3 separate regions of the Homo sapiens genome follow, and regions 1 and 3 are each linked to region 2. Evidence: chromatin contacts called from ENCODE Hi-C or POLR2A ChIA-PET data. All regions are on one chromosome and are shown on one strand. Each heading gives the region's core, a stretch centred on a gene start or an enhancer-like site at or near the end of the contact. The rest is flanking DNA. Distances are from core to core; before and after follow the strand shown.

The links. A loop is a pair of places that touch in the nucleus more often than their neighbours do. ChIA-PET counts read pairs that join two places held with the same protein, here RNA polymerase II (POLR2A). Pooled maps may share reads with other maps.
Region 1: a loop to region 2 is called in a pooled map, with 37 times the contacts of the local background. The contact joins the promoter of SP1 here to the promoter of COX14 in region 2. A Hi-C loop is called at or near these places in 9 of 50 pooled maps. POLR2A ChIA-PET finds 5 or more read pairs at or near these places in 2 of 52 experiments (CD4-positive, alpha-beta T cell and GM10248).
Region 3: a map of B cell shows a loop between it and region 2 (24-fold over the local background). The contact joins the promoter of TARBP2 here to the promoter of COX14 in region 2. A Hi-C loop is called at or near these places in 1 of 168 maps with a recorded cell type or tissue (B cell) and 5 of 50 pooled maps. POLR2A ChIA-PET finds 5 or more read pairs at or near these places in 1 of 52 experiments (CD4-positive, alpha-beta T cell).

The regions. Positions count from the first base shown.
Region 1 is chr12:53,378,482-53,381,904 of GRCh38, reverse strand. It overlaps SP1 (Sp1 transcription factor), which reads right to left and starts at 1,729. Exons shown (of 6, transcript NM_138473.3): 1 at 1,607-1,729; 2 at 92-246. The coding sequence starts at 1,613. RefSeq lists enhancers at 197-955, 1,806-2,100, 1,933-2,232, 2,136-2,636 and a silencer at 1,063-1,692.
Region 2 is chr12:50,109,815-50,113,725 of GRCh38, reverse strand. COX14 (cytochrome c oxidase assembly factor COX14) reads right to left here and starts at 1,490. Exons shown (of 2, transcript NM_032901.4): 1 at 1,425-1,490. It overlaps GPD1 (glycerol-3-phosphate dehydrogenase 1), which reads right to left. Exons shown (of 8, transcript NM_005276.4): 8 at 2,413-3,911. RefSeq lists enhancers at 1,161-1,210, 1,221-1,460, 1,681-1,940, 2,001-2,050.
Region 3 is chr12:53,499,130-53,502,817 of GRCh38, reverse strand. TARBP2 (TARBP2 subunit of RISC loading complex) reads right to left here and starts at 1,535. Exons shown (of 9, transcript NM_134323.2): 1 at 1,357-1,535; 2 at 634-803. The coding sequence starts at 1,409. It overlaps MAP3K12 (mitogen-activated protein kinase kinase kinase 12), which reads left to right and starts at 3,360. Exons shown (of 14, transcript NM_001193511.2): 1 at 3,360-3,391. RefSeq lists an enhancer at 1,601-1,900 and a silencer at 2,994-3,243.

The sequences.
Region 1 (3,423 bases), core at 480-2,979, 3.3 Mb before region 2:
TCCCTAAAACGCTTTCTGTGAAGAGTAAGGCAATTATCTAAGAATATTTACATCTTCTCAACACCTTCCCCACTCTATGATTATCACTTACCTGCCCTCCTCCTCCAGTGCTGCTGCTACTGCCTGTGCTGCTACTTCGAGCCTGTGAAAAGGCACCACCACCATTACCATTGCCCCCATTATTGCCACCAACTCCTTTTTCAATTTTCACCACAGCTGTCATTTCATCCATGGAGTGATCTTGGTCTAAAATAATTAAAAAACAAACAACGTAAACTTGAGGGAAGAAAAGAAATGAAGTAGGAAGGATAAAAGGAGGCTATGATGAAATAGCAATGACTAACAGGAAGGCGAAAGCCACCAGTATAAAGAAAATGGATTGGAGGGCAGAGGGGAGCTGCAGGGCATGCAGGACATGAACTAGGTTCAATGTGCCAAAAGTGGGCCTTAATTCTCCCTTGTACAAAATTAAACTAAGAAAACATTCAAAAAGTGCTTTGGGGATAGGAAATGTGAAGGACGGTAGGCATGGTGAGAGTTTCTAAATAAGAAAAAGTATCCTAAGGGAAAAAAAGGAAAAGGACAGGTAAGGCATAAAACAACATGTGGGTGCATGGAAAGCTTGCTAAAATTAAGTTTAAAAGAGATGGAGAGGCCAGGCGCGGTGGTCACGCCTGTAATCCCATTACTTTGGGAGGCGGAGGCAGGCAGATCACCTGGGGTCGGGAGTTTTGAGACCAGCCTGACCAACATGGAGAAACCCTGTCTCTACTAAAAATACAAAATTAGCCGGGTGTGGTGGCGCATGCCTGTAATTCCAGCTACTCCCGGAGGCTGAGGCAGGAGAATCGCCTGAATCCGGGAGGCAGAGGTTGCAGTGAGCCGAGATCGCACCATTGCATTCCAGTCTGGGTAACAAGAGCGAAAACTCCGTCTCAAAAAAAAAAAAAAAAAAAAAGACAAACAAAAATCCAAGTGTGAAAAGTAACGAGAGGGGAAAAAGAAGTAAAAAGTGTGAGTAGAAAAACATTTGTGAATACTGCTAAGGAACTAAAGGGATCTACAGGTTAGTAGTCAGAAGGTTTCGGGGCGGAGGGCGGGCCCTGAGGGAAAGGGCGGTTTCGGGGTGAGGGGCGTGGAAAGGGCGGGACGGTGGGGGGCGGGGGGGAAGGGAAATCTACGGAAAGTGGGGGGAGGAGGGCCTTGGAGCAGGCGGCGACCAGAGGGCGGACCAGGCAGGCGGTTGGCCCGGGCGGGGCCTTCGCTGCTCGGGCCGCCCCCGCGGCTCCAGCCCCCGGCGGGAGGAGCCTCAGGCGGGCGGCCGAGTAGTGGGGGGTAAGGCCCGTCCCCCGTGGCCGGGGCGGGCAGGGGGCGGGCGAGGCCACGCTGCCCCCTCCCCCGGGGCGGGCGGCCCATCCCCCTCCTCCTCGGAGGCCCCGCCACTGCCCCGTCTCCCTCCCTTCCCTCCGCCCCGGGCGGGACCTAGGCCGCCGCCGCCGCCGCCTCCCGCCCGCCCCCGCTTCACGGCGGGGATCGCCCGGTCGGCCCTCGCGCGCGCCCCCTCACTCGCCTCCCACCCCTAAGCTTGGAGTGGACTCATCCTTACCGCTCATGGTGGCAGCTGAGGGACAAGCTCAAGGGGGTCCTGTCCGGGGGGGTTGGGGGGGGCCGGGAAAAACGCGGACGCTGACGAGGCAAGCGAACCCGGACCGGACAGGGAGGGGGGGGTAAGGAGGAGGGAGCAGCGCGCCACAAGCCCAACCTAGGCCCCGCCCCTTCTCTGCTGCCCCGCCCAATGAGGGAGGGGGAAAGGAGGGACTTGCAGAAGAAAGACGGTGGAATTATCCAATGGCAAGACTCGCTTGCTCTCCAAGGCGTGTGAGACTAAGTTGCGTGCCTGGTGTCCGCCTAAAAAGACCGCCCTCTCAGTGTTAAAAGCCAATGAAGGATGCAGGAAGTGAAGATGGGCGGGAGCTGGAGATGATTGGCTTGGAAGGAAACCAGTCAACCGGCAGGCGGGCTCCCTGAGACGTAGGGATAGGCAAAGCTTTGATAGGAATGACAGAACAACGGCCAACCAGAATCCGGGATATGCTTGGGCAAAATCCTAGTGGGCGGAGAGGTAAGAAGTAGGCAGGAATAGGAGAGGATGAAGCTGATTAAAACCAATCAGAAATCAGGCGGGCAGCCAGGAACGTTATGATTGGAGTTAGACTGAAAAGAGACAGGAAAGGACGCATATTGACGTGAACTAAAAGCCAATTAAACGCCGAATTAACTGAGGGCGGAAACTTGGAGTGGCAGAGGAGAATTGGCGGCTCCCTCAGTTATTCAATCCAATGAGGGGACGAAGTAGGCCTGGCACCGCCTCCTAGTTAGCCAATGGGCGTTACTGGAGCTGCCCATCATGAGGGAGGGAAGAGGGCTATGCCAAGAGGAGACCGTCGCCATATTGGCCCTCCTCAGGGGACGTTGTTACAGTCATTAGGTGGGACGCTTTAGCGGAGTCCTGCAGCTCAACAGGTGTCAGAGCCAAGGCATTCGGCGCGCAGTTCCGCATCAACACTAGGACTTGTTTGCGTCTTCATTTAACTGCCCCTATAAAGTACCTCTCAAATCTTACCCCCCTCCCGGGTGGTCGGACAGGCGGGCAGATGCCTCAATGTCGCTGCAAGCCCTGGGAATGCAGGCGGGACGAGATCTGGTGACAGCACTCACCGAATAAGTTAATACTGAGCTGACCAATATGCAGAGTCTCCGTGAGACTCCAGAAAACGCGATTTTATTAAGTTCCCCCAGACAAAGGCGCTAACCACTTAAACGACTGGTTAACTTTTCAAGCCTTGAGGCTAAAGTGCGGATAAGTCACTTCCATTTTTTCCCCCTTAATAGTAAATACCGCCTATGCATAAAGCAAGATAGCTGAGCTCCAGCTTTTTGCAATCACGAAGGTTAAGAAACTTTACTGCAGGCACCTGGATTTCTGGCCTCCTCTTTATCCGTGTTTTGGTGGAGCCGGCCTTAATAGCTTGTCAATGACACGATGAGGTCATGTCCTTCAGTATTTGTATCTTATATGTTGTCACCTGCTTATATGTTCTTATGTTTTAAAATGTGAATTCTCCTAAACTATTTTAAGCCCTTTGAAGGTAAGAACTGAGGCCTCTGCTGCTTTAAACAGGTAAAAAGGTGAAGTGATTGCTGACTGCCTACCGTGTTAGGTGCCTAAGTCAGGGAGGCAGTTAGTATTCCATGTCATCCTTAAAAGGAAGATTTTATTAAGTATCAGCTATATTATGTATTTTATAAGTGAAGACATTTAGGCTGAGAAGTGACTTACCCAAGGTCACAAAGCAAATGAGTTGTAGTGTTAGATTCCAACCCAGAATAGTTCCACCAAAAGTTTTCTATAAATTCTTGAGG
Region 2 (3,911 bases), core at 241-2,740:
GGGAGGCGGAGGTTGCAGTGAGCCGAGATCGCGCCACTGTACTCCAGCCTGGGCGACAGGGCGAGACTCCGTCTCAAAAAAATAAATAAAATAACAAACAAATAAATAAATAAATAAAATAACGGCCGGGTACAGTGGCTCACGCCTGTAATCCCAGCACTTTGGGAGGCCGAGGCGGGTGGATCACGAGGTCAGGATATCGAGACCATCCTGGCTAACACAGTGAAACCCCATCTCTACTAAAAACACAAAAAATTAGCCGGGCGTGGTGGCGGGCACCTGTAGTCCCAGCTACTCTGGAGGCTGAGGCAGGAGAATGGCATGAACCCGGAAGGCGGAGCTTGTAGTGAGCCGAGATCCCGCCACGGGACCCCAGCCTGGGCGACAGAGCAAGACTCCGTCTCAAAAAAAAAAAAAAAAAATTGCGTAAACGTATGGGTAGAAGTGCGATTTTGTTACATGCATACACTGCATAGTGGTCAACTCAGGGCTTTTAAGGTATCCATCATCTTTTATCTACTTTTTGTTTGGCACTTAGAGAGTAGTACATCGGCCGGGTACGGTGGCTCACGCCGGTAATCCCAACACTTTGGGAGGCCGAGGCGGGAGGATGGCTTGAGCTCAGGAGTTGGAGACCAGGTTGGGCAACATAGGGAGACCTTTTCTCTATTTAAAAACAACAACAACAACAACAAAAAAAAAACCTTTTTTTAAAAATTACCCGGGCGTGGTGGCGCACACCTGCAGCCTGAGCGACAAAGCAAGACCCTGTCTCAAAATAACATAACATAACATAACATAACATAACATAACATAACGTACATCATGCTACGGAGGCCGCTAAAAAGAACATGGCTTCTGTCATACAGGAGCTTATGGTCTCATGGAGAGGCACTGTGAGAGTTCAGAGACAACAGCTCAAAGACAGGGTGGGGGCTTGAGAAAACTTAGCAGAAAGGTGTAGGGGTGGGAATCGGGGTGGGAGTGGAACTGTCTTTTTAGAAGGATGGCCTGGAGAAGAGGAGCAGTGAGAGCATTCCAGGAAGTGAAAGCGGTCAAGAGGTGGAGCTGGATAGCCGATATGCACGAAGGGTGCCCCGGAGAGCCACTTATCAGGACGCAGAGGTCTATAGAGCAAGGAAGAGGCAGAGTTGGAGCGTGGAGGGTCGAGACGCCAGGCAGGAGTCGAGGTTTGACAGGATTAGCGCTGAGCTCTAGCAAGACTGACCTACTGCTGCGAGGAGCTTGGGCTTGGGCAGGAAGCAGTGCAGCTCGCGGTCCGCAACGCAACAGAAGCGGGTGAATTCAAGGGCACCAGGCCTGCAGACTAGGGGATGGGAGGACGCGGCAAGCGGAGACTGGCCCAGGTGGGCGCGCAGGCAGTGGGACTGGCAGCCCCTGCTCGGCCCTAGCCGGCAGCGTACCTGGATGCTGCAGCTCCTTCGCATCCAACCGAGGCCTCCTCAGGCAGGCAGGGTCTCGAGGCCACTGTCTACGCAACTTCCCAGCACAGCCGAACGCAGCACTCGGAACCAGACACGTGAGGGTAGCGTCCCTGGACAACCCTGAACGCCTCAGCTATTGGTGCAGAAAGCAACTTTCTCCCTCCCACCTGCCGGGTTAGCCTCTAGGATTCGGCTTGCCGCGCTATAAAGGGAACTGCGCATCAGACGCGGCACAACTCCGCCCACTAAGGCGGGAGTCCGCGCAGGCCGTCACTCTGGCTGGAGGCCGGCTTTGAACTTCCGGCTTCCGGGCCCGTTATCCTTACTACGCATCCTCAGACGCGCCGTGCTCTCGGAGAGGCCCGCTGAATTCTGGGGGCTGTGGTTTCTCTCCCTCGAGGGAGGGTCTTTGGCGAGCCAAGCTCTGGAACCGGAAGTTTTAGGATGCTAAATCAGAGTCAGCCAATCCTCAGCCTACGGTGCGGTGACGTCGCCAGTAGCTGGGTAGATTTTCGCAGCCGGCCTTCTGGAGGTGGATCGCGCGCCCCCTAGAGCCCGGCTGTGGGCCTAGTCCAGGTAGGGGCCCGAGGGGCACCGCGATGCCTGGACCGCTAAGGATGCGGCAGCTTGGCCCGTGACCAAGGAATGGGCACAAGGGATGAGAGTCTAACGTTTCCGTCCCGTGTGTGATCTCTATTCTTGCAGGAGGCATGATAAAGCCCCTAAGAAGGGCCGGCAAGGCCGGGGCCAGCTTGCGGCGAGGGCGGGAGGGGGCGCTGGCGGGAGGGGAGAGAGAGGGATGGGGACTGAGTGGGCACCGCCGCTGACCCCTGGAGTAGCTGCGATTATGGAGGAGGGATTTCTTTTTTCATTTTTCCTACGGTAAGAGGGAAAACATACGTGCAATGATACGCGCCAGCACACGCACTGCCACATGCACTGAAGCTCCCTCTCCCAACTCTTCTTGTTTCTGGAAAAAACACGCTTTATTGGGTAGACAAATAGGCCTGATGGGAAGGCCTGAGTCACAGTGCACTGGGGAGTGAACAAAAGTAGGCAAAGTGCTTGAAGCTTCCCCTTTGCCCCCACCTTAACCTCCTGGGGAGGCAGCTCTGGACACTCAGTACCCAGACCTGGGCTCAGCAAGGCCTGGGGTGACTGTGCCCCTCACTCCTGCTGCCTGATCTGGGCAGCCCCACCCTTCACTGGTAAGACAGAATTCTCAAGGGATAGGCGCAGAGAGGAGCCCGCCTCCCTGGTTCATTGGAGAGTAACAGGGTTTTAGCATAATGCTGGCCAGAGCCAGTGTGCCAGGTGCTGCCACACAGGAAGCTGACAGCCCTGCTGGACGGGCGGGAGCCTCTCGGGCCCTCCGGACTATTTATAGCTGGAGGCCTAGGCTGCTGACCTGTGACATTCCTCTGCTGCCACCCCATCCTGGAGCAAGGCAAGTGCAGAGCACACTCCTCCTCCTCCCCTCCTGTTCTTTCCTCACCCCAGGGAGTAGGGTGGTTTTGATTTTCTTCCTCCTCCTTGAGTTTCCCAGCTCTCGAGTTGCTGGTGTTGTCAGTACCTCACGAGAAGGCCCTCATTCAGCAAAGAGAGCTGCCCTTGGAATATTGGTGCCCACCAACATAGGAATCTGCTCACCCTTCCCTACCGTTCATCAGCCTTTGGGCCACCCTCTGGCCTGCTGGCTTCCAGATGCCAGGCATGGTTAGCTGGTTACCCTGGCCGGTCTGGAGCAGCTGAGGAAGAGGTGCAGAGTTTGGGAGGAAGAAAGGGGTGGAGTCAGGGATGTCCTCTGGGGAGATAGCACAGGAGGGGCCCAGCTGACACCTCCCCCAGCTAGAGCTACTGAGAAGGAAGCCTGGGTGAATACAAAGGTCACAGGGAGCTGAGTGATCTGAGCCTGTTATGAAAGGTGTAGCTCTGTCAGCAGATTAAGTTCCTGCTCCCCAAAGAGGGTGCTGGCGGGGAGGGTGAGGGAAGGCTTGGAAAGGTCGCACAGAGTGGGGAGGAGCTGGCAAAGAACTAGGAACCGGGAAGTCCCTGGGGAGAATGTCAAGCCACCGAGCTACAGATGCCAGCATGGCAGCAATTTGGGTGCCAGGGCAGCCTGGGGGAGGGGGAAGGGGGAGAACCAGAGGTTTCTGAGGACACAGATGTTGCTAGGAGAAGCTAAAAGGGGTTTGTTTGAGATCTTTGTATTTTGTTAACAAACACTGAGATCCATCGAAGCTGTGTGGGTCCTGGCAGAGGTCAGCAAAGGGGTCCTTGGGGCCTGCATCAGCTCAGAAGCCCAGACCCCTCCCTGACAATCCTTGCCTCATCGCTCCTGTGGCTAAGATACTTCTTCAGCCCTTTAACAGGATTACTGGTGTATGTGAGACAGCCACTAGCAGCCCCTGCCCTACCGGCCTCTCCCCCAACCCTTCTCCACATACATCACCCCCGCCACCAAGC
Region 3 (3,688 bases), core at 286-2,785, 3.4 Mb before region 2:
CAGGACTTCTGAGCTCAAACGCCTTGGGTGGACTTCTGAGCGCAAATGCTTTAATTTCCTTTGCAAAGCACTTTCTTTTCCCTCAATAAATACAGAGAGCTGGAATAAGAGAGGGTAGGCTCTGGAGTAAAAGCCCCACTCTGCCACATACTAGGCATGTGACCATGCACCAGCCATTTACTATCTCAAACACTCAGTTTCCTCATATTCAACATGGGCGGGCGGGGGGAGGAGTCGGGGGGGCGGATACTACCACCTACAATCATTGGTTAGACTGAGGTTTAAAATTAAACGGGAATTTGGTTAAGCACCGGGAACAGAGCCCAGCACGCCAGGCACTCACTCCCCCAAATACTCCACTGGGATTTCAGTTATCTTCTCTTACTTTTCCTCTAGGGTGATGGGGATCTGCCAGATCACTGTGGGAGTCCTGCTCGCTCCTCTAACTCTCCCACGTCCTACCCACCTTCTTACAGCCCTGTTCTCCCAATCCAGTCAGTAGCTTTTCCCCTGAAATCTCTCCTTCCCTCACTGGCCTTGGAGAAAAGGACTGTGAAGAGAGAGACTCCAAGAAACAAAGCCATGGGGACCTGCAAATGCACACCCCAGCCAGGCTGCCCAAGCCTTCCTCACCAGTGCAGCTGGTGTCGCCAACGGTGACCCGGAAGGTGAAATTAGGCTGGTGGGCTTGGCCCTCGGCTTTGAGAAGGTCGTACACAGGCGTCTTCCCTATTCTGGTCCCATACTCCTGCAGAAGGCTGATCGGGGTCTTGCCTGGGTTGGCGGCCAGCATTTGCTCTATACTGGGGGAAGGGGCACAGACCCACATCACACCTCCCCTCTCTGCACCCACCTAGCCAAGCACTTCCATACCAGACCTAGGCACATTATGGGGGACATAGGGTCCAAGGAACCCCAGACAGTCTAGCATCCATTGGCTGGGTTCCAAGTGGAGGTGCAGGCTGGAAAAGTAGGGCCCACTACCCCAAAGCAAGGGGGGAAGAATGCATTGCTCCTGCCTCAGTTAAGGTGGGCACGATCCTGTGCCCCAATGCAGGTTGAAAGTGCATACCCCCTGACACAGTGCAAGCCAGGAACCCAGTACCCACCAAATGCACTGAATGTGGGGGCATAAAGCCCAGTGTTCCAGTGCAGTCTGGGAACCGGGCCAACCCCAAACTATTTAGAGCTGGAGGCAGCAGCCACTGCCCCGGTGCACGCCGGGAACCACTGCCCACTGCCCCAGTGCTTGCCGGGAACAACCCTCAGGCCAGGTGCATGCTGGGGCCGCGCCGCTACTCCCTCCGCACGGCCCCACGCTTTTCGCCCTGAAGGAATCGGTACGAGACGGCTCACCTAGGCAGCCCGCAGCCCGTGGTAGTGCCGGAGCCTTGCTCCTCTTCACTCATTCCCTCCTCCGTCCCCGCGGGCGCCACCGTGACTGCAGCCTCCACGCGCCCCAATACACAGCCGACGAGCTAGGGCCGGGGCCAAGCCCGGAGTCGCGGCCGGTAGGGCCCGCCGCGGGGCACGCTGGGATATGGAGTCCCCCGCCCACCCTACTTCGTGAGCCTCCATCTGGAGGGGAGCTATCCGCCCCACAACCCTCTGCGTGCGTGGCTCGCCCGGGCAGGCTGCACCGCCTTCTGGGAGGAGCGGGCCCTCCGCCGTCGCTTCTCGAGAAGGCCGTATTTTTTTGTTTGTAATACCGTCCCGCCTCCTTCCTTCCGCGCCCCCTCTCTCCCGGTCCGTGAAGCTGTGGACATGCGTACTAGCGGAGGGGAAGCCGCTGGGTAGGGAGGCGGTAAGGACTCACTTGGGCACGGAGCCTTTTGGATCGCGAGAAAACTACAGAACCCAAGAGCCCGCGCGCCATCTGTGTCGCAGCTGGAGAGGCAGGGTCAAGCACGCACGAGAAGCTTCATGGCGTCATTGGTTACTCCCATTGCGATTACTTCCCCTAGGTGCACTGAGATTGGTTACTTCGACTAAAGGGGCGGAGACAAGGAAAAGTCAGCCCCCCCCGACCCCGCCTCCTTGATGAAGGAAGGTTGTGATTGGTCCGGAGAGGCTGCCGTCGGATCCTGGCTCTTTGCGGTCTGGGAGGGTGGGCCTTACCTAGACGCCGGAGGGGACCGATCTCTGTTTCCGCAGGGCTCTGGAGCTGGTGCAGGTTTAAGTCCGTCTCAGACAGTCCCCTCAACCCACAGCCTAAGCCCCTTGCCCTTGGGCCTCCGTGACACAGAACTTGCTTCCTTTTCCTAGGTCGTCCTTCACCTCCCTTCAGGTGTTGCTTCTTTTGTGAAACCTTTTTAGAACCGCTCTAGTGAACCTCTCTTTAACTGGCGAGGAAACCTCTGGGGCCTGATAATCAGGCTGTAATGTGGGACGACAGGATTAGAAGGACTAGGCACCTTGGTGGTCTTGTTCCCTCTTCCATGAGTCTTGGGTCTCTCAGCTGAAGAGAGCAAAAGTGAATTTTGGCCGCCTAAGATTAATCAACTGATCTGGGTGTTGAGCAGACGCGCATTGTTTAGTCCTAGAGCCCCATTGCCTCCTCCCCCAAAGTTGCACAACCACTGGGCTGAGGGAAATCTTGTGACCTTGGAGAGAGAAAGGGAGAGACCACATTAAAAAAAAAAAAGGTTCTAATGAGTGTTCTGAGAAGGGGTCAAGAAAGATGTCTTACTCTGAGCCGGGGTTGGAGGTCCAGAGGAATCTTGAAATGATAATGAGGGGTCATCCAGGAACACTGGAGGAGGATGGGGCCTAGAGCCGAGTGAATTCCAAGTGGGTGAAATTGGAGTGAGTGGTGACAATCAAGGGAAGGAGAGCTGGCAAGATCGGTATGATAGGGGGAGCAATGCCAGAGCGCTAGGGATCCCAACTGAGGGGCTGCTCTCTCCGATGTAGAAAGGAGTCTATAAGACGGGTCATAGGGGGTTCCTGTGGAATCAGCCTGAGGCCTGAGGTGGGACCTCCATAGGACACCGCCAGCAGGGAGGCGCGGGGCCCAGGCGGGCCAGGTACGAGCCTGGAGCGCGCCGGATGGCAGCAGCGGGCTCCTTTAAGAGGCCGGCGGCTCCATCGCAGCATCCCCCGCTCAGGGCGTGTCCGTCCCGGGGGGCCAGGGGCGGGGGCCCTGGAAGGAGCGGGAGTTCAAGCCGAGCAGGGACGGGGCTAGGGGTCGGGGGGTGGGGGCAGAAAGCTGAAGCTGACACCCGTGCATCCGGACACCGCACGAGCATCGCCTGTGACAGCGCCCCGGGTCCGGTGGAGGGCAGCGGGGGGAGGAGGGAAGGAGGAGGAGAAGGAGGAGGAGGCGGGAGCAGCATCCGGAGCGGAGCTGCAGCAGCGCCGCCTTTTGTGCTGCGGCCGCGGAGCCCCCGAGGTGAGAGCCTGGCCGAGTTGTGGGGGGGTGGGGGGCAGGGATGGGTCTGGGTCCTGGGATCCGGGCGTGGAGGGAGGGTCGGGATGCAGATGTGGCCTGGTGCGGGGTGATGGCGTGGGGATGCTGAGGCTGTGGGGATGGAGGAACTGGGGACCTGGACCCGACGCCTGTGGGGCTGGGAAGGAAGGGAATGGAGCGGAGGGATGCCGCGGCCCAGCTTGGAGACGAAGGGCCTCCAGAGCTGGAAAGGACCGTATTGGGGTGGGGTGGAGGATGATTGGGGGACAGACTTAAAGG